Regions from separate parts of the Homo sapiens genome. Here region 2 is linked to region 1. A link is a loop called in an ENCODE intact Hi-C map of the cell type or tissue named here. Cell type or tissue: left lung. All regions are shown on one strand. Each heading gives the region's core, and the rest is flanking DNA. Links, peaks and the distances in the headings are about the cores only. Region 1 holds the start of ZDHHC4 (zDHHC palmitoyltransferase 4). Region 2 overlaps GRID2IP (Grid2 interacting protein).

Region 1 (15,439 bases), core at 4,749-12,748:
AGATCACGAGGTCAGGAGTTCAAGACCAGCCTGGCCAATATGGTGAAACCCCATCTTTACTAAAAATACAAAAAAAAAATTAGCTGGGTGTGGTGGCACACACCTGTAGTCCCAGCTACTTGGGAGGCTGAGGCAGGAGAATCGCTTGAACCCAGGAGGCAGAGGTTGCAGTGAGCCAAGATCGCGCCACTGACTCCAGCCTGGGTGACAGAGTGAGACTCCGTCTCAAAAAAAAAAAAAAAAATTGAACTAAGCTGGTTTACACCTATAATCCCAGCACTTTGAGAGGCTGAGGCAGGAGGATCGCCAGAGCCCAGGAGTTCGAGACCAACCTGAGCAACATAGAGGTACCCCATCTCTACAAAAATTAAAAAATATCCATGCATGATGGCACTTCCCTGTAGTCCCAGCTACTCAGGAGGCTGAGGCTGGAGGATTGCTTGAGGCCAAGAGTTGGAGGCTGCAGTAAGCCATGATCTGGCCACTGCAATCCAACTTGGGTAACAAAGTGAGACCCAGTCTCAAAAAAAAAAAAAATTAAAAAAAAAAGTTAAACGAAATTCCTCCCATAGTTATCTTGGCCGATATCCAGGAATGACCAAGGGCAGCTTGGAGGTTAGAAGTAGGATGGAGTCAGGTCAGATTTCGCTCACTGTCATATTTGCAAAGGCAGTTTCAGTCTCCACCCACTCTTGGGAGTATCATGAGAGAGTGACAGTCAGGGTGAGGCATGCCAGCTACTGCAATGAGCAAGCTCACCGTGTCTGTGTGTGCAACAACCACCCAACACTATGTATTCCAGATGCCTCTCCCTCTGGTCCTCTTGCTTCCAGCTCGTGTTCAGAAACCCTTCTGACACTGCAGTCTCAGGCAGCACGGCTTCCAAGGCCTTATTCTGGAGGCCTCCATCCAGTGACGTAGCATCTCCAGCCAGCTCTGGAGAGGAGCTGCCCTGGTGGCTTGCTGGGCCAGAGGAATTATCAGAACCCGGGGGGCTACGGTGATCACTAGAGCCATTCCCTGGGGACATTTCACAGTCTGTGGGAGGCTCATTCCAGGTTCCTTCCATTGGCCTCACCCTTAGAGCCTCCCTGGGGGATTGTAGTGCACGTCCTCTTTGGCTTCCATGTTACCCCCTCTTCCCTGACTCTCCTCCCACTTCTTTTGCTTTGTTTTGTTTATTTAAAAACATTTTTTTTTGGCCGGGCGCGGTGGCTCACATCTGTAATCCCAGCACTTTGGGAGGCTGAGGCGGGGGGATCACAAGGTCAGGAGATCGAGACCATCCTGGCTAACATGGTGAAACCCTGTCTCTACTAAAAGTACAAAAAATTAGCCGGGTGTGGTGGTGGGCGCCTGTAGTCCCAGCTACTGGGGAGACTGAGGCAGGAGAATGGCGTGAACCTGGGAGGCAGAGGTTGCAGTGAGCCGAGATGGCGCCACTGCACTCCAGCCTGGGCGACAGAGCGAGACTCCGTGTCAAAAAACAAAAACAAAAAGAAAAACATTTTTTTTAAAGATGCGAAGTCTTGTCCTATTGCCCAGGCTACAGTGCAGTGGTGAAATAATAGCTCACCGCAGGCTTGACCTCCTGGGCTCAAGCGATCCTCCCACCTCGGTCTCCTGAGCAGCTGAGACTACAGCTGTGCACCACCATGCCTGGCTAATTTTTAAATTTTTTGTAGAGATGGGGTCTCGCTATGTTGTTCAGGCTGGTCTCAAACTTTTGGCCCCAAGCGATCCTCCAGCCTCAGCCTCCTAAAGTGCTGGGATTACAGGCATGACCCAAAGTGCCCAGCCTCCTCCTACTCCTGTGGACATCCTCCCTTGGCTTTCTTTGCCAGCTCCTCTTTTTCTGCTGGTCCCAGGAAGTTGGAGAGCCTCAGCCTCTTCTCTCCTTATACACTCTTGCTCTTCCTAAGGAATTGCATCCATTCTGAGTGACCTTGCACAACTGTAACTGCAGCTTTGTGGCTAAAATTTCCTTCTCCTTCCTTTGCAAACACGTTCCCTTGAATCTGCACCCGGAGATTGCTGCCAGGAAGGAATTGTATTAATAGATTTGCCTTTGAGTCTGGGAAATGAAGGACACGCATCAAAAGTTCCTACCATGCCCCAAGCATCTCATGTTCTCACTCTTGCACCTTCATTCATCGGGGGTTGAATTTTTTTTTTTTTTTTGAGACGGAGTCTCACTCTGTTGCCCAGGCTGGAGTGCAGTGGCGTGATCTCTGCTCACTGCAACCTCTGCCTCCCGGGTTCAAGCGGTGCTCCTGCCTCAGCCTCCCGAGTAGCTGGGATTACAAGCACCCACCACCACACCCAGCTAATGTTTTGTGTTTTCAGTAGAGACGGGGTTTCTCCATGTTGGCCAGGGTGGTCTCGGACTCTGGACCTCAGGTGATCCACCCGCCTAGGTCTCCAAAAGTGCTGGGATTACAGGCATGAGCCACCGCACCCGGCCCTGGGTTGAATTTTTTTTTTTTTGAGACAGAGTCTCGCTCTGTCGCCCAGGCTGGAGTGCAGTGGCTTGATCTCAGCTCACTGCAAGCTCCGCCTCCCAGGTTCACGCCATTCTCCTGCCTCAGCCTCCCCAGTAGCTGGGACTACAGGCGCCCACCACCTCGCCCGGCTAATTTTTTTTTATGTTTTTAGTAGAGACGGGGTTTCACCGTGTTAGCCAGGATGGTCTCGATCTCCTGACCTCGTGATCTGCCCTCCTCGGCCTCCCAAAGTGCTGGGATTACAGGCATAAGCCACCATGCCCGGCCCTGGGTAGAATCTTAATTTGAAGAGACATTTTTGACACATTCCTTGCATCATTCCAGATATCACTTATTAGATGTCCACTGATTGATTGCCTACCTGGCCAGCATCCATGTACCTTCCCAGTAGGGCCCACACATCCTTCCAGAATCCAGCCCCTCACCTGAGCAACTCATGTGCTTTGGGGGAAACTGATCCTCTGTAGCTTCAGCAGGAGGCCTTGTTTTACCCAAGACAAAGGCCACATTCCATTTTCCTGGTGGCATCATGGTTCAGGGGTGAGTCTATGACCCAAGCCAGCTTAATCACACTGAATGTCAGTACTCCTACTTGGGCCTGGAGGGAGACCTCCCCACTCTCCCTTCACTGGATGTGGGTGTGGATGCATGAAGCCCCAGCTATGGCTGGTGGCCATCCCATCATCAGGAGGAAAGCTGGTCTTCAGATGAAGCTGATCTTCCAGTCAGAGTGAGGGATAAAAAGAACATTGATTCTTGATCATGCCATTGGGCTGCGGGTTCAAGTCATTCCTGAAGCCAGCATCATTTCTGGACATTCCAATGGCAGGGACCAAGATGTCTCTTTTGTTGTTTAATCTACTTTGAGGGCTGGGCGTGGTGGCTCACACCTGTAATCCCAGCACTTTGTGAGGCTGAGGCAGGTGGATCACCTGAGGTCAGGTGTTCAAGGCTAGTCTGGCCAACACGACGAAACCCTGTCTTTACTAAAAATACAAAAATTAGCTGAGTGTGGTGGCGCATGCCTGCAGTCTCAGATACTCGGGAGGCTGAGGCAGGAGAATCACTTGAACCCAGGAGGCAGAGGTTGCAGTGAGCTGAGATCCCGCCACTGCACTCCAGCCTGGGCAACAGAGCGAGACTGTCTCAAAAAAAAGAAAAAAAAAAAAAAAGGCACGGGGCAGCAATTACAGTAGCAAAGGCAAAGTGGAAATTTGGGTGTAAACTGGGCACCCATAATGTATGCTCCAAGCCAGCTAATAGTGACAACTGTGGCCCCACCTACTGGCCACAGGAATTTTTTTTGAGTGATATCAAGGATGTAGATTTCCTTCTGATATAAGTTATCATTTTCTTTCATTCATTCAGTTGATACATTTTTATTGGGCATCTACTATGAGCTAGGTGCTAAAATAGTTGCTACTGATATAACAGTAAGCCAACACAGATCCAGTCCTTTTTTTTTTCTTTTCTTTTCTTTTTTTTTTTTTTTGAGACAGGGTCTTGCTCTATTGCCCAAGCTGAAATACAGTGGCACAGTCATGGTTCACTGCAGTCTCAAATTCCTGGACTCAAGCAATCTTCCTGCCTCATCCTGCCTCAGCCTCCCCAAGTAGCTGAGACTACAGGTGTACACCACCACACCTAACTAATTGAAAACTTTTTTGTAGCGGTGAGGTCTCACTAGGTTGCTCAGCCTTGTCTTAAACTCCTGGTCTCAAGGGATCAGCCCTCCTCAGCCTCCCAAAGTGTTGGGATTACCGGTATAAGCCACTATGCATGGTTCAAAAATACTTTTATGTTCCTTTCCTTCTTCTTAATTTCTCCATGGCAAAATTCCTCATGGTCAATAAATCACTGATTGTAAACAAGCATCATGTGTGATATGCCTTTTGCAAGCGTAGCTACGAAGTCCTGTATCCCATTTCCAAAGTATAGCATCCATCATTCCCTTGGGGACAAGAGATCGTGGTGTAAAGCTGGTTGATCCTGTCAACTGATCTCACAGCAGGTAAAAAACTGATACTGCAGGTCCAGTTTCAGGAGCTGACAGGAGCGTTTAGCAACACTCCAAAGAGGAATTCTTTGCTCCATGCATCACAAGCAAGGCAATCCTTTTGATCACACTTGAATTTTTGGTTTTAAGCTTAAGTAGTCTGTTTTCTCTTATGCTATTTATAAAATGCAGGTGTCAAGGTTTGCGCTTGGATGTTTTAAAGAGGCAAAAAATCAAACATGCCTAGGTTTCAGGAACTGACCAAGTGCTGAGAGATTAATCTTTTTTTTTTTTTTTTTCTGAACCAGGGTCTTGTTTTGTGGTCCAGGCTGGAATGCAGTGGTGTGATCCTAACGCACTGCAGCCTTGACCTCCTGGGCTCAAACAATCCTCCCACCTCAGCTTCCTAAGTAGCTGGGACCACATGTGCATGCCAGCACACCCGGCTAATTTTTAAATTTTTTGTAGAGACAAGGTCTCCATATGTTGCCCAGACTGTTCCCAAACTCCTGGGCTCAAGCGATCCTCCCACCTCGGCCTCCTGAAGTGCTGGAATTATAGGTATGAGCCTTGGTTTTTCAATTCTGGGTCCATAAATTTATGAAGACCTTGGATACAATGTACACAGGAGAAGGCATCCTGTTGGTAAGGAGTTTCATAAAAAGGAAAAGAAAACGCATCAAGAAGCTGACGTAGGTAGCAAAGAGACAGGAAAAGAGAAGAGCTTTAAGGCCAGTGTTTGGAGATCAGACATTTCCCCTCAAAGGAGGACAGGCCTGGCTCAGGTCTTCAGAGGCATCAGGAATAGACCCTGGCCTCAGCTGATTCAGAGATGGTCAGAGCAAAGGACACCCCACAGGGCCTTCTCAGGGCTATGTTTGGAAGCAGCTCTTGTTACCCCAAGCCTGCCTAGCATCAAACACCCTTCCCTTTTATCCTCAACGTTTGTGGTCAAGTATTTGTCACTGCCCCGAGGATATTTAGGGCTGTACAGAGCAACATGTCCTTGTCATCAGGAGCAAGGACACACATGGAGCGGAATCTGACTGATGGGTACACATTGTGCTTTCTGCCCGCTTCTGCAACGGAAGATGCTGGAAATGTTCTGCTAGATCTCAACAGTGTGGGTGGCTGAAAGCAAACTCTGTCCACCACACAGACATAGTCTGAGAGCCCCCTAAGTGTGACTGCCCTGGGCCACCTGGATCCCCCTGCTGGGCTCTGAGCAGGGACATGACTGGTCTCTGTGCAGGCCGCAGGGCAGCTTAGTCCCTGTCACAGCCCCAGAATGATCGCCCCCACCAGGCCCAGGTCGGTCCTCCTGTAAGTCTCCTGGCAATACTGCTCTAAAATCCCACTTCCAGCCCAGTGCAGGGACTCACGCCTGTAATCTCAACACTCTGGGAGGCCGAGGTGGGAGGATCACTTGAGCCCGGGAGTTCGAGATCAGCTTGGGCAACATAGTGAGACACCCGTCTCTACAAAAAAAAAAAAAAAAAAAAAAAAATTAGGCGGGTGTGGTGGCATGCACCTGTGGTCCCAGCTACTTGGGAGGCTGAGGCAGGAGGCATTGCTTGAGCCCAGGAGTTGGAGGTTGTAGTGTGCTAGGATAGCGCCATTGCACTCCGGCTTGGGCGACAGAGCGAGGCTGTTTCTGAATGAATGAACGAATACATAAGTAAATAAGAAAATAGGTAATACATAAAATAAAATAAATAAAATAAAATAAAATAAAATAAAATAAAATAAAATAAAATAAATAAAATAAAATAAATAAAATAAAATAAATAAAATAAAATAAATAAAATAAAATAAATAAAATAAAATAAAATAAAATAAAATAAAATAAAATAAAATAAAATAAAATAAAATAAAATCGCACTTCCCAGCGGTTACACCCGGCCACGGAGGTCCCCAGGCTGGCTGCGAGGGCGCCGGGGAGGTCACTGTTACTCCAGCCCCGCAACCCGCGGCGGCCCTCGCACACTTCCGCCGGAAGTCAGCCCCTCAGGGGCGCCGTGCTGATGTCACGAGCCCGCAGGAAGTCTCGTATCGCGCCCGGGAGGCGCCGGAGCCCAGCGGCTGGCGGTAAGGCCGCCTCCGCGGGGCTGTGGGAAGCTTGGGCTGTCCCAGGACCGTCAGTCTCCTCCTCTGACCCTCCCTTTCCCCTTGTGTGTAGGGCCGCCGTCCCACCCCCACCTCGCCCGAGTCCGGGGCGGCCCCGGTGTCCCCTCCGAGCCTGCTGCACTCCACGTCCCCCTACCAGGGCTCCAGCCCCCAGGGAAATCTCCGACCAGGCCCGCCCAGGAGGTGCCTTGGATGGGGGTGGCTTCGGGAGGCCCTAATGGGGAGTGGCGGGGAGAGACCCAAGGCTACCGACTTGGCTTATTTCTTCCCAACTAGCTGTTTCTCACAAAGTCTTTATTATTATTGTATTTTGAGACGGGGTTTCGCTCTTGTTTCCCAGGCTGTAGTGCAGTGGCGCGATCTCGGCTTACTGCACCCTCCGCCTCCCGGATTCAAGCAATTCTGCCTCAGCCTCCCCAGTAGCTTGGATTACAGGCATGCGCCATCACGCCCAGCTAATTTTTTTTGTATTTAGTAGAGACGGATTTCACCATGTTGGTCAGGCTGGTCTCGAACTCCTGACCTCAGGTGTTCTACCCGCCTCGGCCTCCCAAAGTGCTGGGATTATAGGCGTGAGCCACCGCGCCCGGCCTCTTTTATTGTTTTTAGAGATGGGGTCCAGCTCTATGGCCCAGGCTGGAAGGCAGTGGCACGATCACAGCTCACTGCAGCCTCGACCTCCTGGGCTCAAGCCATCCTTCCACCTCAGCCTCCCAAGTAGCTGGGACCACAGGCGCGGGCCACCACGCCCCACTGATTTTTAAATTTTTATGTAGGGACAGTGATCTCACTGTGTTGCCCAGGCTGGTCTCGAACTCTTAACCTCAAGCTATCCTCCTGCCTGGGCCTCCCAAAGATTTGGGAGCAGGCCTAAGCAACTTAGTCTGGGCCATTTCTCCCAAAGTCTTACCCATTCATGCTGGGGGTGCTGAAAATCCCCTACTTCCAAATCCTTTTCCACAGGTATTCTGCCTTTGACTGCAACTCTTGTCGTCTTATGTGGGTGTTGAATTGATCTGTCTCTGCAGCCAGATCCAGGCTCCTGGAAGAACCATGTCCGGCAGCTACTGGTCATGCCAGGCACACACTGCTGCCCAAGAGGAGCTGCTGTTTGAATTATCTGTGAATGTTGGGAAGAGGAATGCCAGAGCTGCCGGCTGAAAATTACCCAACCAAGAGAAATGTAGGCTGGGTACCCTGAATCACCCCGTGAGAATTGCTGCTGTTTGTTTACTCTCACCTATCATGTCATGAATAGCTTCTTGTTTGGTTATCTCACTTGGCATTACAGCCCAGAATCTTATCTGCTAAGGTCAAAAGTGACCAGTTCCGGTATCTTTTTTGGTTTGTTTTTGAGACAGGGTCTCATGCTGTCGCCCAGGCTTGAACTCCTGTGCTCAAGCAATCCTCCCGCCTCAGCCTCCACAGGCATGCGCAACCACACTTGGCTAATTTTTGTATTTTTTGTAGAGATGGGGGTCTCGCTTTGTTGCCCAGGCTGGTCTTGAACTCCTGGGTTCAAGTGATCCTCCCACCTCAGCCTTCCAAAGTGCTGGGAGTACAGGCACGAGCCACTACGGCCGGCCAATTCCAGTACCTTTTTTTTCTTCTTTTTTTTTCTTAAACCGCTACACTATGGAAAAGAGTTCCAGTATCCAGTGTCTTTTCTTTTTTTTTTTTTGAAACGGAGTCTCGCTCTGTTGCCCAGGCTGGAGTGCAGTGGCGCGATCTCGGCTCACTGCAACCTCCGCTTCCTGGGTTCAAGAGATTCTCCTGCCTCCACCCCCTGAGTCGCTGGGATTACAGGCATGTGCCACCACGCCCGGTTAATTTTTGTGTTTTTAGTATAGATGGGGATTACACCATGTTGGCCAGACTGGTCTCGAACTCCTGACCTCGTGATCCGCCTGCCTCGACATGCCAAAGTGTTGGGATTACAGGCATGAGCCACCACGCTCGGCCTCAGTATCCAGTATTTTAACGCAGGCCTGTGTGTTGACTCTGGTTCCAGAGGGTAATTCCTGATGGTTGTGGCCAGTGTCCTGGAGGGATGCTTCTTAGGACAGGATGCCTGATTCTGGGTGCAGGGCTCCTGACTGCCTCTAGGAGATGCTTGTTCTCAAGGCATTGTCAGCAGATTCTTTGGGGACACATCTTGTATCTTTGTGAATATTTAAGGAAGTAAAAGAATGATTCATGCCTGGGGGCAAGGAAGGAGGATGCATGTTCTTTCTTGGTTTATTTTGGATTTGCAAGTTGGAGATGCTTCAAAGGCAGGCCACAGTCTTAGGGTGTTAGATTCAAAGTTTTTATCTTGGGCAGGTGCAGTGGCTCACGCCTGTACTCCCAGCACTTTGGGAGGCCGAGGCAGGTGGATCACCTGAGTTCAAGAGTTCGAGACCAGCCTGGCCAACATGGTGAAACCTCATCTCTACTAAAAATACAAAAATTAGCCAGGCATGGGGTGCGTGCCTATAATCCCAGCTACTCAGGAGGCTGAGGCAGGAGAATTGCTTGAACCTGGGAGGCGGAGGTTGCAGTGAGCCAAGATCACGCCACCGCACTGCAACCTGGGTAACAAGAGTGAAACTCTGTCTCAAAAAAAAAAAGTTTATCTTTCTTTTTTTATTTTTTATTTTATTAAATTGAGACAGGGCCTCACTATGTTGCCCAGGCTGGTCTCGAACTCCTGAGCTCAAGCGATCCACCCACCTCTGCTTCCCAGAGTGCTGGGATTACAGGCATGAGCCACTGCACCTGGCCCAGAATTTTTATCTTGATTGAGGGAGCTCAGGACCATTTTGGAGGCCCCACTGAGAGGCAGCAGGCCTCTGTTATGTGTGCCTAAGAATTGGTGAATTCTGTTCTGTTTGTCTTTCTGCTTTTTGCTTTGAGATGTCATTAAAGTCTAGATGAATTCTGTTTTGGTAGCCATTTGGGAGTTGATGTCTGAGAATGTGTGCCATGGAAGAAACCTTTCAGTAGCAGATAGTCACACTCTTTCTGTTCCTTTGTAGCTGCAGGATGGACTTTCTGGTCCTCTTCTTGTTCTACCTGGCTTCGGTGCTGATGGGTCTTGTTCTTATCTGCGTCTGCTCGAAAACCCATAGCTTGAAAGGCCTGGCCAGGGGAGGAGCACAGGTAAGGATGATCCTTGGATGGCACTGGAATTTGAATACTGTGTTAGTCTAAGAGACTCACAGGTTTTGCTACAGGACAAAAAAGAGATGCCAGGCCGGGTGCAGTGCCTCACACCTGTAATCCCGCTACTCAGGAAGCTGAGGCAGGAGGATCCCTTGAGCCAGGAGTCTGAAGTTGCCATGAGCTATGATCACGCCACTGCACTCCAGCCTGGACTACAGAGTGAGACCCTGTCTCAACAACAACAAAAAAGATGCCACTTAACATCATTGATGGATTTAGTTCGTTGATGGCAGTTGTGGGATATTCCACAGCCTCTGTCTGTGTGGGTTTTGTGTTCCTGCTGAAAGTCCTCTTGCGGTGGTGCTTTGAGAGAAGAGGTTGCTGTTTTCCTCTGGATTAGATGCCTGTGATTGGGCATGGATGTGAGCAGGGTCCGCCTGGGGCACTTAATGGGTGACTCTGGGGGCCAGCAGAAAGCTCAGCATTGGCTGGCCCCCCTCCTTCAGGGATCAAAGTGAGCAAAACGGGGCAAGCAGCCTATGGGAAGGCATTGAGTTGGGAGGGACCTGGGCCAATGCCCAGTGATCTGGGTGTGGATGCTGGAACCTGGGATTGAACCCAGGCTGGGGAAGGAGCGGCCTTCACATTGACATTCCCCGACCCATCCCCTCTGCTCACCTCTCTTTCCCTGAAGACACTGACAGGTGCCTTCGTCAGAATCAGACTAGAAATGGAGTTGGCGTGAAAGGAAAGACCAGTAGAAAGAATTCCCCTCTTTATTCTCTGCTAAATCACTTCTTCACCCATATAGGGAAACAAAACTTACTATCACCCAGATTGCCAGCTGTATGTGGAGTGTCTGATTTGTTTGGGAGTGGAGGAAGTGAGAAATGAAATTGAGTCTTTCTCTTTCCTTTTGTTTCAGATATTTTCCTGTATAATTCCAGAATGTCTTCAGAGAGCCGTGCATGGATTGCTTCATTACCTTTTCCATACGAGGTATTTCTCTTTCAGAGTTTAAATATTCTCCTCTTTTCTGCTTTGATTATTAATTGTTGAGATCCTCTAGCTTCAGGAAGCTCCTTGTGGTTTCCAGCATGGTGAGGGAAAGAAGGCCGGAAAGAATCACGAGTCCTGAGTTGGGAGCCTCTACTCGTAGTTAATCTGCCTTTTGAGATGGAGGTTTTAACTTGCCTACTTTTAAAAAGCGATATTTACAGATTGTGAATTTCTGTTAAATACATGCAAAATGTTTCACATAGTTTTCTATGTAATTCTTACTATTATCTCAAGCCCAAAGGAAGTGGTTGGCCGTTGGTTACTTTCTTTAGTATCATACAATTTCTTCAAGAAGAAACCCCCATGAACAAGCCATGCCTGTTTTCTTTCAGAAACCACACCTTCATTGTCCTGCACCTGGTCTTGCAAGGGATGGTTTATACTGAGTACACCTGGGAAGTATTTGGCTACTGTCAGGAGCTGGAGTTGTCCTTGCATTACCTTCTTCTGCCCTATCTGCTGCTAGGTGTAAACCTGTTTTTTTTCACCCTGACTTGTGGAACCAATCCTGGTAAGTTGAGGCTCTTAGCATACAGCATGGTGACAGCTCCACTGTCTTACTAATAGTGCTGCAAACAAGGAGAGGCCCCCCCTGAGGACTTTGTAAAAGATTTGATGTGTAGCATTTTCATTACCTTTCAGTTTTGAGTGTTTTCTAATTTTTTTTTTCTTCTTCAACCCATGGGTTATTTAAAACCACTTAAAATTTTTAGTTTATCTTTTTAATGCTTTCACTTCGTTTTGTCATATATAGAGCATGTGATCGGTATGGTACTGTTCCTTTTTTTGTTTCTTAAGACGGAGTCACGCTTTGTCGCCCAGGCTGCAGTGCAGTGAGGCGATCTCAGCTCGCTGCAACCTCCGCCTCCCGGGTTCAAGGGATTCTCTTGCCTCAGACTCCCGAGTAGCTAGGACTACAGGCGTGCGCCACCACACCCAGCTGATTTTTGTATTTTTAGTAGAGATGGGGTTTCGCCATGTTGTCCAGGCTGGTCTCGAACTCCTGACCTCGTGATCCACCCACCTCAGCCTCCCAAAGTGCTGAGACTACAGGCGTGAGCCACCGCACTGGCAGAATTGTACACTTTAAATGAGTGAATTAGGTTTGTGTGTTATATCTCAATAAAGCCATTATTAAAAATGAATTGCGTGGCTGGGCGCGGTGGCTCACACAATCTCAGCCTGTTTGGGAGGTCTAGGTGGGAGGATCACCTGAGGTCCGGAGTTCCAGACCAGCCTGGCCAAAATGGTGAAACCCCATCTGTATTAACAAAAAAAATACAAAAATTAGCCACGCGTGCATTAGCACGCCTGTAATCCCAGCTACTACTCAGGAGGCTTACGTGGGAGAATCACCTGAACCTGAGAGGCAGAGGTTGCAGTGAGCCAAGATCATGCCACTGCATTCCAGCCTGGATGACAAAGTAAGACTGTCTCAAAAAAAAAAAAAGAATTACTTACGATATTAAAGATAGCAGTTTCAGTTGTGTTTTATCAGGACGGGTTTTGTGACTATCCAGTCCAAAGTATTGCACGAAACTGACATATGTCCTTACTTTTCCCAGGCATTATAACAAAAGCAAATGAATTATTATTTCTTCATGTTTATGAATTTGATGAAGTGATGTTTCCAAAGAACGTGAGGTGCTCTACTTGTGATTTAAGGAAACCAGCTCGATCCAAGCACTGCAGTGAGTGTGGCTCTCGTGACTCCAGCGGCACCTCCAACAGCACATGTGTGGGCTTCGTCTGTGAGGGAATGTTTCCTGAATCCGAAAGCAGAGCCAGTTCACCCCCAGATATGGTGTGGCCACTACTTGTAGAGTTGAGATAATGGTTTCTTTCAGATGAGTGAGGGTCAGGTCTTGTGTTCCTGTGTAGTAGACAGTCCTCATCTCTGGGCATAACAGCCCTTCCCTCGCCACGTGGCAGGACATGCTCCCCACAAGTTGTTTCTGCGGATGTTGTGTTTGCAGATTTCAGTCCTACAAAGCCTAGTCTTCTGGGGAGGGCCCAAGATTCTAGACCCGTGCTGTCTAACAAAAATAGAATGTGGCTGGGCGCAGCGGTTCATGCCAGGAATTCCAGTACTTTGGGAGGCAGGCAGATCTCTTGAGCCTAGGAGTTCAAGACCAGCTTGGGCACCATGGGGAAACCCCACCTCTACAAAAAATACAAAAGATGTAGTCCTGGCTACTCAGGAGGCTGAGGCGGGAGGATCACTTGAGCCCAGGAGATCGAGGCTGCAGTAAGCTATGATTAAACCACTGCACTCCAGCCTCAGCAACAGAGCAAGACCCTGTCTCAGAAAAAAAAAAAAAGGCCATGAATAGAAAGTTTTTAAAAATGTTTTTCAAAATGTGGCTGTGCTTGGAGACAGTTTTAATCAGGATGTTATTTAACCTACATATGTAAAATATCATTTTAACATGTAATCAATGTAAAAAATTCTTCATGAGATAGTTTATATTCTTTTTTTCATACTAAGCCTTTGAAATCTGGTGTGTATCTTACATTTATAGCACATCTTGATTTGGACACTAAATTTTCATGTGGAAATGCTTGTGTATTTAGATTTAATAAAATGTACAGTTGAAAAAGTAGGCTTACATGTGCAAGCTATATCCAGATATTCTTAAAAGTTTTCCAATATCTGAATTCGGTACCAAAAAAATAATTTTCCTTCACCATCCATGTCTACATTGACATAATGATTCATCTTAATCAGAAGAATTGACTTTAAAGCAGGAACACCAGTTTTAAAACTATGTCTATCCAAGTCAAGTAAATTAACTAACTCTTGTGTTGCCTCCATATTCACACTGAATTCAAAGGAGTATTGTAGTAAAAAGACAACTGTAAATTTGTCAGTATTGACAAAATGTCCTCTCTGTTTTTTGGTTTGTTTTTTGAGATAGGGTCTCACTCCATTACCCAGGCTGGAGTGCTGTGACGTGATCATAGCTCACTGCAGCGTTGACCTCCTGTGCTCAAGTGATCCTCCCGCCTAGCCTCTGAGTAGCTGGGACCATGGGTGCATGCCGCCACCACCTCAGATTTGTCTTGTAGTCAGATTGCAAGTGCTCAATACCCACATTTGGCTGGTTGCTCCTGTACTGGACACCACAGTTCCAAAAGCTTAGTTTGGAACTAAGCAGCTGCCATTTTCCTCTGATGACACATCCAGTGGACAGATTATGAAAATCTCAGCAGGTGTGCGGTGTCCTTGTCTCGTCAAGCACCATCCCAGCACGTGCCCCCTTGTTTCTGTGCAGGTGTGTGTAACTGGTGTGTGCACCGTTTCGACCATCACTGTGTTTGGGTGAACAACTGCATCGGGGCCTGGAACATCAGGTACTTCCTCATCTACGTCTTGACCTTGACGGCCTCGGCTGCCACCGTCGCCATTGTGAGCACCACTTTTCTGGTCCACTTGGTGGTGATGTCAGATTTATACCAGGAGACTTACATCGATGACCTTGGACACCTCCATGTTATGGACACGGTCTTTCTTATTCAGGTAATTATGCTGTAGGTTTCTGACTTCAAGTTTCAGAATCGCAAAAAAGACATTTATTTTTCCAGTAAAAGCATGAAGTTAGGTGGGGTGTGGTGGCTCACGCCTATAATCCCAGCACTTTTGGAGGCCGAGGTGGGAGGATCGCATGAGGCTAGGAGTTCAGGACCAGCCTGGGCAACACCCAAATGTCCATCAACTGATGATTGAATAACTGGTCTCCTGTAGAGACCTTGTCTCTACAAAAAATACAAAAATGAGCCAGGGCCGGGTGCAGTGGCTCATGCCTGTAATCCTAGCACTTTGAGAAGCTAAGACAAGCAGATTGCCTGAGCTCAGGAGCTTGAGACCAGCCTGGGCAACATGGTGAAACCCCATCTCTACTAAAATACAAAAAAATTAGCTGGGTGTGGTGGCACATGCCCATTGTTCTAGCTACTTGGGAGGCTGAGGCACAAAAATTGCTTGAACCCGGGAGGGAGAGGTTGCAGTGAGCTGAGATTGCACCACTGCACTCCAGCCTGGGTGACAGAGCAAGACCCTGTCTCAGAAACTAACAAACAAACGTGAAGTTTTTCCTTTTTCTAAACTGATATAAAATTCACATATTGGGCCAGGCATGGTGGCTCACAGCTGTAATCCCAGCACTTTGGGAGGCCAAGGTGGGTGGATCACCTGAGGTCAGGAGTTCAAGACCAGCCTGGCCAATGTGGTAAAACCTCGTCTCTACTAAAAATACAAAAAAGTTAGCCAGGCATGGTGGCCAGCATCTGTAGTCCCAGCTACTCGGGAGGCCGAGGCAGGAGAATCACTTGAACCTGGGAGGCGGAGGTTGCAGTGAGCCAAGATCGTGCCATTGCACTCCAGCCTGGGCAACAAGAGCGAAAGAGAGAAACTCCATCTCAAAAAAAAAAAAAATTCACATATCATAAAATTCACCCTTTAAAGTATCCCACAGTGGTATAAGTATATTCACAGACTTGTTCAGCCCTCACTACTATCTAATTTCAGAACATTTCATCATCCCCAAAAGGAAACACTCCCCATTCCCTCCTCCCCCAGACCCAGGTAATCACTAATCTACTTTCTGTC
Region 2 (15,439 bases), core at 3,951-11,950, 64 kb before region 1:
TGAACCAGCTGCTCTTTTAAAGGTTTAAGAGAACTTGTCTGGCCTCAAAAGTGATAGGTTTCAAGGATGGGTAGGGTGGCATTTCCAGGTGTCCCCAGTGTGTGTCTTTGGCTGAGGGACACAGATTGGCTTCAATGCCTGCAGTGGCCCCCAAGCGTGGGGACGTTCTTGGGCTGGGCCTCTACTCATCCTCTGCTTGGGGTAGGGAGGATGATGTTGGAAGATGCCTGGCCGATGGGTTTTCCTTCAGTGCTGCTGCCCAAGCCATCCTCCCCCAGTACAGAGCGCTGCTGGGTCCCAGGTCACCTACCTGACCCCAGATGGTGCCTTCTGAGTTCTCCACCTGTTCCCACCGCAAGCGCTTGACGCTCATGTGGCTGGTCTCACTGCGCCGGTGGCCCAGGCCCCGGGACAGCATGGGGGGTGCACAGGGCACGGGTGGGGGCAGGGGCGGTGGGGGTGGTGGAGGGACTGGGTGGCTGAGTTGGGTGAGGGGCTTGGCCAGCGCCTGAGCAGGGCCCCGGGAACCATCAGAGCTGCGGGAGCTGGGCTTAGCGTCATGGAAAGGCAGGGGTGGCGGTGGTGGGGGGCTGAGCGGGGGTGGGGGGATGTGGTCAGAGATGGAGGAGTAGGTCAGGGAGCTGCCTTCTTCACTGCTGCTGATGCAGTCGCTGGCGCTGCTCCGCTCATTGGTTACGAAGCTGCCCTGGTCATCATGGAAGCTCATCTGGTGGTGGGGAGAGAGGCAAGGGGAGGGTGAGGCTGGGCCCAGAGAGACTAGAGCAGGTGCAAAGTGAAGGATCATGGGATAGCCTGGGACAAGGACAGGGCCATCTCACGGGTTAGCCTCAGGCTGTGAGGGACACCTGGGCTAAGGATAGGACTGTCTCACAGGTTAACCTCAGGCTGTGAGGGGGATAGCCTGGGCTAAGGATAGGACCCTCTCATGGGTAAGCCTCAGGCTGTGAGGGGGATAGCCTGGAATAAGGACAGGACCCTGTCACGGGTTAGCCTCAGGCTGTGAGTGGGATAGCCTGAGCTAAGGAATGGGCTAACCTGCGACAGGGAATATGGGCTAGCCTCAGTCAAGGAGCATGATAACCTTGAACAGGAGATAGGGTAACCTGGGGCAAGGGGTGGGATAGCTTGAGCTAGGGAGTGGGATAGCCTGGGGAAGATCCCAAGGGCAGCAGGCCCCTTGCGGGAGCCCAGGAACACTGTTGCCTTGCAGACCGCCACACCTCGCCTCACCCGCCTCCCTCCACACCTGCTTGCGTGCCCACCTCCTCGTAGTCGTTCTCCGGGGTCAGGAAATCATCCACGATGGTGACCCGGGGGCCCAGCTGCTCGCTCAGCACGTCCAGGAAGCGGTCAGTATCGCGGCTTCGCACAGGGTGGGAGAAGGTGAAGAGCTTCCTGCGGCTGGGCGGGCGGGTGGGGTCCGGGCTTGGGGGGCTGTCGGGGCAGATGGGCCCGGGGCCTGGCTGTGGGGAGGGTGCCCTGCTGCTGTCCAGGCTGGCGTAGGGGTGGGACTCAGAGCTGCTGGGGGAGGCCAGACCCCCCGAACACAGCGGGTGGTAGCAGGGGGAGGGCAAGAGTCGCTCGCTGGGCCATGAGACGCCGGACAGGGTCCTGGGCCCTGGAGGAGGGATGGAGTATGAGGATTCCTCTTCAGCCAGCACCGAGGTTCCAGGTGCAAGCTGGAGAGAGGGTCCTAGGACAGACTGGCTCTGTGTCCCAGGCCACTCTCCTTTCCCTCTCTGGGCACAGTGCAGGAAGACCTTGAGCGGCCCTGCCTTCCAAGCATGACTAAAGGCCAGATCTGGTGAGCAGGAGCACTGCTCGGCCTCAGGACAGGCTGGACGCCAGCTCACCTTGGAATGGTCACCAGGGGTCCCAGCTGGGAGCCACTGAACACCATTAACTCAAAGGGTGGAGGGGTTTCTCTAGGGCCCAGAGCCACAGTCATGGAGCGTCTCGCGCACCCAGCAAGCCCTGAGATCACAGGAGGGCCTCCCAGGGCTCCTGCCTTCTGAGCTGCAGAGCAACTGTCTTCCCAGCTGTGCCAACGCTGGTACAACGCGTTGCACTTGATCATTTATCCAATAACCACTTGCTAACTCGGGGACTTCCTCAGAATCAGGCATCTGCCTTCTTTCTTTTTCTTTTTTAAGACAGGGTCTTACTCTGTTGCTTATAGGCTAGAGTGCAGTGGTTCGAAATAGCTCACTGCAGCCTTGAACTCCTGGGCTCAAGTGATCCTCCCGCCTCAGCCTCTTGAGGAGTTGGGACTACAGGCATATGCAACCATGCCCAGCTAATTTTGTATTTTTTTTGTTAGAGATGGGGCCTCACTATGTTGCCAGGCTGGTCTCAAACTCCTGGGCTCCATTGATCCTCCTGCCTCGGCCTCCCAAAGTGCTGGGATTACAGGCACGACCCACGGTACCCAGGCTACTTTCTTGATCCACAGCTGAGGTGAGGGTCACAGGGCCATGGGAGGGACTGGGACAACCCTGACCCTGATGGAGCAGAGAAGCAGCTCCAGGGCTGAGCCTGGGGTGGAGGGAAACACCCAGACAGTAGATGACAGAGGCTGGAGCCCTACCTGTGGTGACTGCTGGGCTGGGGCCTGGAGGGGAAGCCCGGGATTTGGACACGGTCCCCATCTTCCCTTTGAAGCTGCTGTTCAGTCGAGACTCAAGCTCTGCATAGACGGCTGACATCTGGAGGGAGACGGGGGAGAGTCCAGCCCATTCTGCTTCCCCTCGTAGCCCTAATGTGGTCCAGGCCTGGGTGGGCCGGGAGGCAGGGATATGCCCCAGCCTGAAGCAGCACAGGGACGCCTTGGCCTGGGTCTCCTGGGCCCAGTCCTATGGACCGTCCATTCCCTGCCCCCTACTGACCCCACGTGGAGGGCAGAGAAGGTCTCACCATCTTGGGGTTGGGGGTCTCAGGGAGGGACGTGCCGTCGCCTGCCTGGCGCTCGCCTGGGATCAGGGGAAGAGGCATCTCAGGGCACTCGCTGGGACCTACCGGGGAATAATGTCATTACCGTATCTGAGCTCTACGGCTCAGGCCCCGGCCCAGAACCAACATGCCCCGCAGACCCAGGAGGGCCAATCCTGAGCCCTGCTTAGCCCCATTCCCTGGGATTCCCCACCTCACCAAGCCCATTTTGCAGGTGGGAAAACTGAGCTCCATTCATACCCTCCCCCTGACACCAGCCTTACCGCAGCTGAGGCCGGCCTCCAGGCCCTGGGACCGGAGGCTGCGGCGGCACATGGAGGAAGCCCGCAGGGAGCTCCGCGGCTGGGGCTCAGGCGTGGGCTCGGACTCCAGGTCCAGCTCAGGCTCCGGCTCTGCTGTGGGACATGCAGGGAACATGGGGCCCTCTTGCCCTCTCAGCCAGACAAGGGACCTCCAAAACAGGGAGGGGAGGGCAGATGTCATCTGCACCAATATGCAGACCCCAAGCTACGGGGCCTGCCCTGCTTGCCTCCAGAACAGCTCTTGAGGGGAAGCCCCAGGGCAAGAAACCAGGTGCCAGGAGCAGCACCAGAATGCAGCACCAGAATGCAGCTAGCCTGAACTCAGGGGCCTAGCAGAGATCTCATGACAACAGCTTCCAGAGTCTCAACGCCCTGTGCTTGCCCCAGGCCAAGTCACTGCTGCCCAGAGAGGATTATGGGCAAAATAGAAGTGTTTTTTTTTTGAGACTGAGTTTTGCTCTTGTTGCCCAGGTGGGAGTGCAGTGGTGCAATCTCAGCTCACTGCAACCTCCACCTCCCAGGTTCAAGCGATTCTCCTGCCTCAGCCTCCCAAGTAGCTGGGATTACAGGTGTCCGTCACCATGCCTGGCTAATTTTTGTATTTTTAGTAGAGATATGGTTTCAACATGTGGGCTAGGCTGGTCTCAAGTTCCTGACCTCAGGTGATCCGCCTGCCTCGGCCTCCCAAAGTGCTGGGATTACAGGTGTGAGCCACTGCTCCCGGCCAAAATAGAAGTTTTTTGAGCCTACGCAGATATGTAAGGCATGTGTGGTCCAGCATGGATCCTGAGCTTCTCGCTAAAACCCTAGCAAATTGTGGGTCCCTGGGACTGCAGCTCATGGGCACACAAGGACCAGCAACTCTGCAGCGGCCCCTTCCCTTTCCTTCCTTTCCTTTCCTTCCTTCTCTTCCTTCTCTCACTTTCTCTCTTTCTCTCTTTTCTCTCTCTCTGTCTCTTTCTCTCTTTCTCTCTTTATTTATTCAGAGTCTGGCTTTCTCATCCAGGTTGGAGTGCAGTGGCACAATCTCAGCTCACTGCAACCTCCACCTCCCAGGTTCAAATGATTCTCGAGCCTCAGCTTCCCAAGTAGCTGGGACCACAGGCATGCACCACCATGCCTGGCTAAATTTTTGTATTTTTTTTTTTTAAGCAGAGATGGGGTTTCACCATATTGGACAGGCTGGTCTTCAACTCCTAACCTCAGGTGATCCACCTGCCTCAGCCTCTGAAAGTGCTGGGATTACAGATGTGAGCCACCACACCTGCCTTTTTTTCTTTTCTTCTTTTTTTTTTTTTTTTTTGTGACAGGTCTCACTCTGTCCCCCAGGCTGGAGTGCAATCAAGGCTCAGTGCAGCCTTGAATCCCAGGCTCAACAGATCCTCCTGCCTGAGCCTCCCCTGCAGCTGGGATTACAGGTGTGTGCCACCACACCCAGCTAATTTCAAATTTTTTTGCTATGTTGCCCAGGCTGGTCTCCAACTCCTGAGCTCAAGTGCTCCTCCCACCTCATCCTCCCAAGTAGCTGGGACTACAGGTGCATACCACCACGCCTGGCTAATTTTTTATTTTTTTTTTCTTTGAGATGGAGTCTCACCGTGTTGCCCAGGTTGGAGTGTAGTGGTGCGATCTCAGCTCACTGCAACCTCCGTCTCCCAGGTTCAAGCAATTCTCCTGCCTCAGCCTCCCGAGTAGTTGGAATTACAACTGCGTACCACCACACCTGGCTTATTTTTGTATTTTTAGTACAGATGAGGTTTCCCCATGTTGGCCAGGCTTGTCTCGAACTCCTGACCTCACGTGATTGGCCTGCCTCAGCTCCACAAAGTGCTGGGATTACAGACGTGAGTCACCGCGCACGGCCACCCCTGGCTGATTTTTAAATATTTTGAATATATGGGGGTCTTGTTGTGTTGCCCAAGCTGGACTTGGAACTCCTGACCTCAAGTGATCCACCCACCTCAGCCTACCAAAGTGCTGGGATTACAAGAGTGAACCACTGCACCTGCAGCGGCTTTCATAGCAGGTGCAGGATGCCTAGAACAGGGTAGAACACAGGCTTCGGCACACCTTCCATCCACATGACCTGCATGCTGAGTGCAGGGGTTTGTGGGCATTCGGAGGGCACGCTGAACAGACAGGTGGCAGCCACACATGGCACTGCAGGCCTGTGTGTGTGCAAGAAAGAGTACACTGGGAGCCCACCAGCCAGGTGGGATGTGGTCGTGTGCTCATGATCCTGGTGGTGGTGTTGGCATGTCTGGCAACCACGTGAGTTTCTTTCTTTTTTCTTTTTTTCTTTCCTTTTTTTTTTTCTGGAGGCAGTAGCTTGATCATAGCTCACTGCAGCCTTGATCTCCTGCACTCAAGCCATCTTCCCACCTCAGCCTCCTAAGTAGCCGGGACTACAGGTGTGCATCACACCTGGCTAAATTAAAACTTTTTTTTTTTTTGGTAGAGACAGGCTCTTGCTATGTTGCCCAGGCTAATCTTGAGCTCCTGAGCTCAAGTGATGCTTCCACCTCAGTCTCCTAAAATGCTGGGATTATAGGTGTGAGCCACCACGTCCAGCCTTACACGAGTTCCTTCTCACAAGTTCCACTTCTCAGAGTACAGAGCGCAGCCACTGAGACCACTTCCATTTTGTGGGTGCAAAAACTGAGACTGCAGGTGGTTAGGTGCAGTGTCTAAAGTCTCAGGTTATGTTGTATATGCTGCATAAAGGTCACGCTGGGAAGGCGCGTCCGTGGGGCCACGTGTGGGCCTAGCCCTGGTGTATTGGGTGTGTACGTGCATGGCTGTGGACACTTCTATGTGGGAGGGGCCCAAATCGGCTGTAAGACCTCATAGGTGAGGCCAGATGCAGTGGCTCACACCTGTAATCCCTGTGCTTTGGGAGGCCGGAGTGGGAGGATCACTTGAGCCCAGGAGGTTGAGGCTGCGGTGAGCCATGATGGCACCACGACACTCCAGCCTGGGCGACAGAGCAAGACTCCGTCTCAAAAAAAAAAAAAAAAAAAAAAAAGGCTGGGCGTGGTGGCTCACACCTGTAATCCCAGTGCTTTGGGAGGCCGAGGTGGGTGGATCATGAGGTCAGGAGATAGAGACCATCATGGTTAACATGGTGAAACCTCTTCTCTACTAAAAACACAAAAGAATAGCTGGGCGTAGTGACATGCGCCTTTAGTCCCAGCTACTCGGGAGGCTGACGCAGGAGAATCGCTTGAACTTGGGAGGCGGAGGTTGCAGTGAGCCAAGATCGTGCCATTGCACTCCAGCCTGGGGCACAAGAGTGAGACTCCATTTCAAAACAAACAAACAAGCAAACAAACACCTTCACATGTGAGAACAGGTGTCTGTCTGTTCACCTGGTGAGCTGGACAGTCAGCAGCTGCAGGCAGGGAAGTGGCAGGGGAGAGGACGCTTACCTGTCATGGCCGTGTAGCCCAGGAAGCATGCGATTTTCTCCTGACAGAGCTCCTGCTCCTCATAGGTCAGCAGCTGGTAGATGAACTGCCACAGGACCTGCTTGGCAGGGGTGTCCAGCACAGGGTAGACGTCAACGATGAGGGTGTCGATGTTCCTGGGGGAAGGTGCAGGAATGTGAGGCTCAATACTCACGGGCTTACCATGATGCACAGAGTGGGGGTAGACAAGACGGCACTTCCAAGCCACAGCGTCTGCCCTCATGCCCTATCCCTACCCTTCAAAGACAGAAGTGGGGGCCGGGCACAGTGGCTCACGCCTGTAATCCCAGCACTTTGAGAGGCCGAGGCAGGTGGATCATTTGAGGTCAGGAGTTCGAGACCAGCCCAGCCAACATGGTGAAAGGCCGTCTCTACTGAAAGTATAAAAATTAGTCAGGTGTGGTGGTGCACACCTGTAATCCCAGCTACTCGGGAGGCTGAGGCAGGAGAATTGCTTGAGCCTGGGAAGTGGAGGTTGCAGTGAGCTGAGATCGTGTCACTGCACTCCAGCCTGGGAGACAGAGTGAGACTCCAACTCAAAAAAAAAAAAAAAGAAAAGAAAAAGAGAGAGAGAGAGAAGTGGGCAGGAAGGCAGGCTCCAGGGATAGGGTAGCCAGACTCCAATCTCAGCTCTGCCACTTACCAGCTAAGTGACCTTTCTCAAGTGACTTACCCTCTCTGTGCCTCAGTTTCCTCATTTGTAAAATGGGGATAAAAATAGCATCTACCTCATAGAGCTGTTGTGAAGATTAAAACACACAGAGCAGGCCTGGCGTGGCGGCTCACGCCTGTAATCCCAGCACTGTGGGAGGCCGAGGCGGTTGGATCACCTCAGATCGGGAGTTCAAGACCAGTCTGGCCAACATAGTGAAACCCCCTCTCTACTAAAAATACAAAAATTAGCTGGGCGTGGTGGCATGTACCCTCAGTCCCAGCTACTCAGGAGGCTGAAGTAGGAGAATCGCTTAGACTGGGAGGCGGAGGTTGTAGTGAGCTGAGATTGCGCCACTGCACTCCAGCCTGGGTGACAGAGCAAGACTCTGTCTCAAAAAAACCCAAAAAACCAAAAAACATATAGAGCAGGCCAGGCATGGTGGCTCATGCCTATAATCCCAGCACTTTGGGAGGCTGAGGCAGGCGAATCATCTGAGGTCGGGAGCTCAAGATCAGCTTAGCCAACATGGTAAACCCTGTTTCTACAAAAAAATACAAAAATGTGGTAGGCATGTTGGTGTGCACCTGTAATCCCAGCTACTCAGGAGGCTGAGGCAGGAGAATCGCCTCGCCTGAGCTCGGGGAGGCGGAGGTTGCACCGAGCCAAGATTGCGCCACTACACTCCATCCTGGGCCACAGAGCGAGACTCTGTCTCAAAAAAATAAATAAATAAACAAAAATAAAAATAGGCTGGGGGTGGTGGCTCACGCCTGTAATCCTAGCACTTTGGGAGGCTGAGGTGGGTGGATCACGAGCTCAGGAGTTCGAGACCAGTCTGGCCAACGTGGTGAAACCCCCTCTCTACTAAAAATACAAAAATCAGCCAGGCGTGGTGGTGTGTGCCTGTAATCCCAGCTACTCGGGAGGCTGAGGCAGCAGAATCGCTTGAACCCGGGAGGTGGAGGTTGCAGTGAGCTGAGATCGCGCCATTGCACTCCAGCCTGGGTGACAGAGCAAGACCCCGTCTCAAAATAATAATAATAAAAAATAAATAAATAAATAAATAAAAATAAAGTAGGAGAATATCTTTTGACCTAGAAGCAGGGAAGAGCTTAAAATTTCAAAAGCCAAAACTGTGGGCGGCAAGCCACCCAGATGCCAAGGCAAGAGACCGAGGGCACAAGCTGTTCCAATATAATAAAGAAAATACATAGAATAAGAATAGTTATACTAGAAATAGATTATAGATATGTATATGAATATTATTAATAATTAGTTTGTAGCATTACTGTTTATTCCAATATTATAATAATCTTTGTCCTACAATTATAACCTAGGAGAAACCAGGCCATACAGAGATAGGAGCTGAAGGGACACGGTGAGAAGTGACCAAAAGACAAGAGTGTGAGCCCTCCGTTATGCCTGGACAGGGCCACTAGAGGGCTCCCTGGTCTACTGGTAACGCCAGTGCCTGGGAAGGCACCCGTTGCTTAGCAGACCGGGAAAGGGAGTCTCCCTTTCCTGGTGGAGTTAAAGAAGACTCTGCTCCACCACTGCTTGCCCGCCCGCAGCCACCCAGAGGCCTAACGCTGTCCCTGTGATGCTGTGCTTCAGTGGTCACGCTCCTGGTCCGCATTCATGTTCTGCCCTGTGCACTCGGCTCCACCTTCTAGATAGCAGCAGCAGAATTAGTGAAAGTACTAAAGTCTTTAAAATGCATAGAAGAAATAATTACGTAAGCTGTCCCCTCTTTCTCTCCGCCTCAGCTACCAAATAGGGAAGGGCCCCCTGTCTGGCGGACACGTGACTCACATGACCTTACCTATCATTGGAGATGACTCTCACTCCATACCCTGCCCCTTTGCCTTGTACACAATAAATAACAGCACGGCCAGGCATTCGGGGCCACTACTGGTCTCCGCGTCTTGGTGGTAGTGGTCCCCCGGGCCCAGCTGTCTTTTCTTCTATCTCTTTGTCTTGTGTCTTTCTTTCTTTTTTTTTTTTTTGAGACAGTCTGGCTCTGTCACCCAGGCTGGAGTGCAGTGGCACAATCTCGTCTCACTGCAAGCTCCGCCTCCCAGGTTCACACCATTCTCCTGCCTCAGCCTCCCGAGTAGCTGGGACTACAGGCGCCTGCCACCACGCCCGGCTATTTTTTTTTTGTATTTTTAGTAGAGACGGGGTTTCACCATGTTAGCCAGGATGGTCTCGATCTCCTGACCTCGTGATCTGCCCATCTCAGCCTCCCAAGGTGCTGGGATTACAGGCATGAGCCACCGCGCCCAGCCGTCTTGTGTCTTTATTTCTACGATCTCTCATCTCCGCACACGAAGAGAAAAACCCACAGGCCCTGTAGGGCTGGACCCTACACAAAACTATAAGACCAAAAATGTGGTGAGTTTGATTATGCAAAATCAAGGTTATCTATTCAAGGAAGCCCAACTTAGACACATTCATATTAGACACAACAGACCTAATAACAGAAGTAACAAATGGGAGAGAAATTTACAATGTTCAAAATCAAGGAGAAATCAGCATCTAAAATATACAAAGGTGTCCAGCCGTCGTGGCTCACAAGTCATCCCAGCACTTTGGCAGGCTGAGGCAGGGGGATCACCTGAGTCAGGAGTTCGAGACCAGCCTGGCCAACATGGTGAAACCCCATCTCTACTAAAAGTACAAAAATTAGCCAGGCATGGTGGTGGGCGCCTGTAATCCCAGCTACTCAGGAGGCTGAGGCAGGAGACACACTTGAACCGGGAAGGCAGAGGTTGAAGTGAGCCAAGATCATGCCACTGAACTCCAGCCTGGGCGACAGAGCAAAACTCTGCTTCAAAATAAATAAATAAATAAATAAATAAATAAAATAAAATATACAAGGGGCTGGGAGCAGTGGCTCACACCTGTAATCCCAGCACTTTGGAAGGCTAAAATGGGCAAATCTTTTGAGCCCAGGAGTTCAAGACCAGCAACATGGCAAAACCCTGTCTCTACTAAAAAAAAAAAAAAAATTAGCTGGGCATGGTAGGCGAGTGCCTGTAGTCCCAACTACCTGGGGGGCAGAGGCACAAGGATCACTTCAGCCTGGGAGTTCGAGGCTGCAGTGAGCTGTGTTTGCACCACTGCACTCCAGCTTGGGTGACAGAGTGAGACCCTGTCTCAGAAAATAAATAAAATAAAATATACAAGAAACTTCATGCCAGTCAACAAGGACAAAAAGTCCAAGAAAACAAAAATGGACAAAGGGTATGAACAGTAATTTATAGAGAAAAATCCCAGAAAAAGTTCACAAGCATATTAAAAGATGCTTAAAATAATTAGTAATAGAAGAAAATCAAATAAAAATAACAGGATGTCACTTTTATGGCTAAGAAAGTAGCAAAAATAGGCCGGGTGTCGTGGCTCACACCTGTAATCCCAGCACTTTGGGAGGCTGAAGTGGGCAGATCACGAGGTCAAGAGATCAAGACCATCCTGGCCAACATGGTGAAACCCTGTTTCTACTAAAAATACAAAAATTAGCTGGGCGTGGTGGAGAGTGCCTGTAGTCCCAGCTACTCGGGAGGCTGAGGCAGGAGAATCGCTTGAACCCAGGAGGGGGAGGTTGCAGTGAGCCGAGAGCACGCCACTGTACTCCAGCCTGATGACAGAGTAAGACTCCATCTCAAACAAAAAATAAAAATTAAAAAAAAGAAACTAGCAAAAATAAAAAGTTGGGCATCACTGTGATCTAAAGGAATTTGGCTTTAGTTATAATCAATGTATGAAATATACATTGGACAGAGCTAAACACATAGTAATTGGTGAATAAGTTAGACACAAAACATGATATCAAGCACAGTTTTTTTTTGTTTTTTTGTTTTTTTTTGAGACGAAGTCTCATTTTGTCACCCAGGCTGGAGAGCAGTGGTGTGATCTTGGCTCACTGCAATCTCTGCCTCCTGGGTTCAAGTGATTCTCCTGCCTCAGCCTCCCAAGTAGCTGGAACTACAGGTGCGCACCACCATGCCCAGCTAATTTTTTCTTTTTGTAGAGATGGCTTCTTGCTCTGTTGCCCAGACTGGTTTTGAACTCCTGGGCTCAAGCGATCCTCCTGCCTCAGCCTCCCAAAGTGCTGGGATTATAGGTGTCTGGCCTGGGTTTCTTTTTGATGTGATGAAGTTTTAAAATGGACCGTGGTGATGTTTGCACGTATTTGTGAATATACTAAAAACCACTGAATTGTATAATTAAATGGCAAATTGTATAGTATGTGAATTACATCTTAAGACTCTTTAGAGCCAAGTACAGTGGCTCATGCCTGTAACCGCAGCACTTTGGGACGATCACTTGAGCCCAAGAGTTCGAGACCAGCCTGGGTAACATAGTGAGACCTCCCCATCTTTTTTAAAAAACAAAACCAAACCAGGCCAGGTGCGGTGACTCATGCCTGTAATCCCAGCACTTTGGGAGGCTGAAGCAGGTGGATCACCTGAGGTCGGGAGTTTGAGACCAGCCTGACCAACATGGAGAAACCCTATCTCTACTAAAAGTACAAAATTAGCCAGGCGTGGTGGCATATGCCTGTAATCCCAGCTACTTGGGAGGCTGAGGCAGGAGAATCGCTTGAGTCCGGGAGGTGGGGGTTGCGGTGAGCCGAGATCGCACCACTGCACTCCAGCCTGGGCAACGAGAGTGAAACACCATCTCAAAAAACAAAAACAAAAATAAAAAACCCTTCAAACAAAACAAAAAGGTATGGACAAGTGACAGGCTTTGCAGAGACCATAATAATGACCCCATGGACCGAGGAGTGTGATAAATGCAGCTGGCTGCAGCTGAGGTCCAAAAAGAAAGACACCAACCCTACCCCGAAGGGCCTAGCCCATGACAAGTGCCCACAGGTGGGGCTCTGGTGAAGGTCCCATCAAGAATGCTGCAGGTGGGCCAAGGCACGGTGGCTCACGCCTGTAATCCCAGCACTTTGGGAGGCCGAGGCGGGCAGATCACGAGGTCAGGAGTTTGAGACCAGCCTGACCAACATAGTGAAACCCTGTCTCTAGTAAAACCCTGTCTCTAGTAAAAATACAAAAAAATTAGCCGGGTGTGGTGGTGGGCACCTGTAATCCCAGCTACTCGGAGGCTGAGGCAGAAGAATCGCTTGAACCCAGGAGGCGGAGGCTGCAGTGAGCCAAGATCTCATCATTGCACTCCAGCTGGGTGATAGAGCGAGACTCCATCTCAAAAAAAAAAAATAGAATGTTGCAGGTGGTTCCTGTCTGCCTCACTTCACAGAGAAGGCTGAGACTCGCCCAAGGTCACGTGACTAGGAGGTGTCAGAGTCAGAGATTGTTCCAGGGCAGCTCAATTGCCCACCACCCTGGGGCCCCTGATACCAGCAGCCACCTTCCTGAGCATCCCCCAGGAGAACGGGACTGAGGAGGTTCAGGCAGGGAGACTGGGATGTGAGTCTAGGCAGGACTTAGGGCCCACCCAGGGCAGGGCCCCACCGCGGCTTTGGCCCGGCCACCTGTGCTGGAAGAAGCTCTCGAGGGCCCGGCAGACCCCATAGCGCTCAGGAGGTGTGAGTAGGTGCTCCAGCTGCTGGCTGAAGGTCCTCCCTTGGACCCGGATGCTGGACGGCAGGATCTCCGCCACCCACTGCAGGGAGGTGAGCGCCGACGACGGGTTGGGTGAGTCCAGAGAATCGGAGTCTGCTGGGACCACAGGCGGGAGAGGCATGAGTGACTCAGAGTCCCCAGGCCAGGTGTAGTCTCCCTGGCTTTTGAGGTCAGGAGACCTCCTGAGCTGGGGTGTGGCTGTCCAGTGCCATGCATGGGAAGGCATGCCTGTGGCCCGACACCGGGGCCAAGGATAGAGGGAGTCAGCCCTGGGAAGGGTCCCTAAGGCTATACACTAGGGTTTTTTGTTTGTTTGTTTTGAGACAGAGTCTTGCTCTGTTGCCCAGGCGGGAGTGCAATGGCGTGATCTCGGCTCACTGCAACCTCCGCTTCCTGGGTTCAAGTGATTCTCTTGCCTCAGCCTCCCAAGTAGCTGGGACTACAGGCACGTGCCATCACGCCCAGCTAGTTTTTGTATTTTTAGTAGAGACAGAGTTGTGCCATGTTGCTCAGACTGGTCTCAAACTCCTGGCCTCAAGCGATCCTCCCACCTTGGCCTCCCAAAGTGCTGGGATTCCAGGCATGAGCCACCATGCCCAGCCTCACTGGGGTTCTATAGCACCACTTAGGAGGCAGCCCCGGGGAGGCAAGCTGCAGGTTTAGGGGAAGAGCTGAGTCCTCCGCACTGTGACTCTCACATATAGCAGCCTGGGCAGGGTCTCTGGGGGCCAAGGAAGCCAAGTGTCCATGGGGGTCTCACCACTGGCAAATGGGACGAGCCCTTCCTCCACCACCAGCGTGGGCATGGCACCACTGCCCTGCAGCATGGACACCACCTTGTCGTGGGAGCAGTTCCTGCCAAGCAGAGATGGCCCAGGAGGGCCTGACTGGGGTGAGCCCTGTCCACGGCCACCAGCCAGACCTCCCTGTCCTGCCCACAGAGGTCACACAGCAAGACCACCTCTGTGTGACTCTGTGTCCCCAGCATGGAGCTGGAGTATTTTCTGGTTGGAAGGATGAACTGAGGTCCTGGCTAGAGTTGGCGACTGGCGAGGAGGAGGGTTAGATTCAAGAGTTCCCATTGGAAGAGGGACAGACCCTGGGGACCAAATGGTGAGAGGAGATTGTGATCACAGCCTGGGTGCCCCAAGAGGCAGGAGTCTTGCAGGGGGTGGGGGCAGCTCCTCACCAACCCCTGGTGTCCCCAATAGCCTCTGACCTCATGTCCAGTCCATTGAGGAAGAGGATCCGGTCACCTGACTTGAGGGCAGCATTGTCAGCTGGGCTCCCTGGAAGCAAGAAGAGAGGGTGTGCCGGTCAGCTGGGCAGGGTACCACTTTGAGAGCAGGATGCTATCCTGTTTTACAGGCGAGAAATGGAGACTCAGAGACCCATAGCTTGCCGGGCATGGTGGCTCACACCTGTAACCTCAGCACTTTGGGAGGCCAAGGCAGGAGGATCGCTTGAGCCCAGGAGTTCGAGACCAGCTTGGGCAACATAGCGAGACCCCATCTCTACCAAGAAAAAAAATACAGAGCCCCATAGGCATGGGTGGCAGAGGAGAGTCAAATCAGGTCAGCAGACCCCTGTAATAGACTCTGCACGTCTCTGATCTCAGCTGCTCTAAGGATCTAAGGACCACGGGAGTGATCCCCTAGCAGGGGTACAGCATGGACCCCCAGTGCTGGAGAAGAGGGAGGTCTGGAGGGCAGGACTCAGGCAGCATCAGTACTTCTTGAGTCCCTGCTCCATACACTGTTCTTAGCCCCACACAGAAAGGTCCTGTCAGGGTCTGGGATTCCTCTTTGCTTCAGGAGAATTATTTTCTGTATTTTTTTTTTTTAATTTTAGAGACAGGGTCTTGCTGAAGTGCAGAGGTGTGATCACAGATCACTGCAGCCTCAACCTCCTAGGCTCAAGCAGTCTTCCCACCTCAGGCTCTGAGTAGCTGGGACCATAGGCACGCACCACCACTCCGGGCTAATTTTTTTTTTTGAGATGGAGTCTCGCTCTATCACCCAGGCTGGAGTGCAGTGGTGTGATCTCGGCTCACTGCAACCTCTGCCTCCTGGGTTCAAGCTATTCTCCCACCTCAGCCTCCTGAATAGGTGGGACTACAGCCACCATGCCTGGCTAATATGTGTGTGTGTGTGTGTGTGTGTGTGTTAGCGTGTGTTTAGTAGAGATGAGGTTTCGCCATATTGCCCAGGCTAGTCTCGAACTCCTGCTCAAGTGATCCGCCCGCCTTGGCCTCCCAAAATGCTGGGATTACAGACATGAGCTACCATGCCCGGCCACCCAATTTTTGTATTTTTTGTAGAGACGAAGTTTCACCATGTTGCCCAGGCTGGTCTCAAACTCCTGGCCTCAAATGATCCTCCTGCCTCAGTCTCCCAAAGTGCTGGGATTACAGGTGTGAGCCACCACGTAGTCCTCTTTCTGCCT

What was found. Peaks named below come from ENCODE experiments on the same cell type or tissue, not always from the same donor. Only the 100,000 strongest peaks of a DNase experiment are listed, where the experiment ranks them.
Region 2: a loop joins it to region 1, with 4 times the contacts of the local background. A loop is called at or near these places in 40 of 110 quality-filtered maps.

Annotation. Positions count from the first base shown.
Region 1 is chr7:6,570,911-6,586,349 of GRCh38, forward strand. ZDHHC4 (zDHHC palmitoyltransferase 4) reads left to right here and starts at 6,544. Exons shown (of 8, transcript NM_001134389.2): 1 at 6,544-6,588; 2 at 7,656-7,810; 3 at 9,645-9,768; 4 at 10,697-10,770; 5 at 11,163-11,341; 6 at 12,396-12,521; 7 at 14,106-14,350. The coding sequence starts at 9,652. RefSeq lists a silencer at 6,564-6,893 and an enhancer at 7,172-7,787. In left lung, for the core only: a CTCF peak has its summit at 8,702; DNase peaks (open chromatin) are centred at 5,761 and 6,531; H3K4me3 peaks cover 1,656 bases; H3K27ac peaks cover 1,190 bases.
Region 2 is chr7:6,507,675-6,523,113 of GRCh38, forward strand. GRID2IP (Grid2 interacting protein) reads right to left here. Exons shown (of 22, transcript NM_001145118.2): 5 at 14,214-14,283; 6 at 13,755-13,849; 7 at 12,904-13,087; 8 at 6,701-6,855; 9 at 3,234-3,365; 10 at 2,935-3,032; 11 at 2,609-2,726; 12 at 1,284-1,639; 13 at 311-727. LOC101927325 (a long non-coding RNA gene) reads left to right here. Exons shown (of 5, transcript XR_007060200.1): 3 at 1,232-1,370; 4 at 2,342-2,478; 5 at 8,732-9,361. Among named protein-coding and RNA genes, the nearest start is that of KDELR2, 31 kb to the left of the region's middle. In left lung, for the core only: CTCF peaks have their summits at 8,818 (motif pointing right) and 9,018; a DNase peak (open chromatin) is centred at 8,887; H3K4me3 peaks cover 670 bases; H3K27me3 peaks cover 434 bases.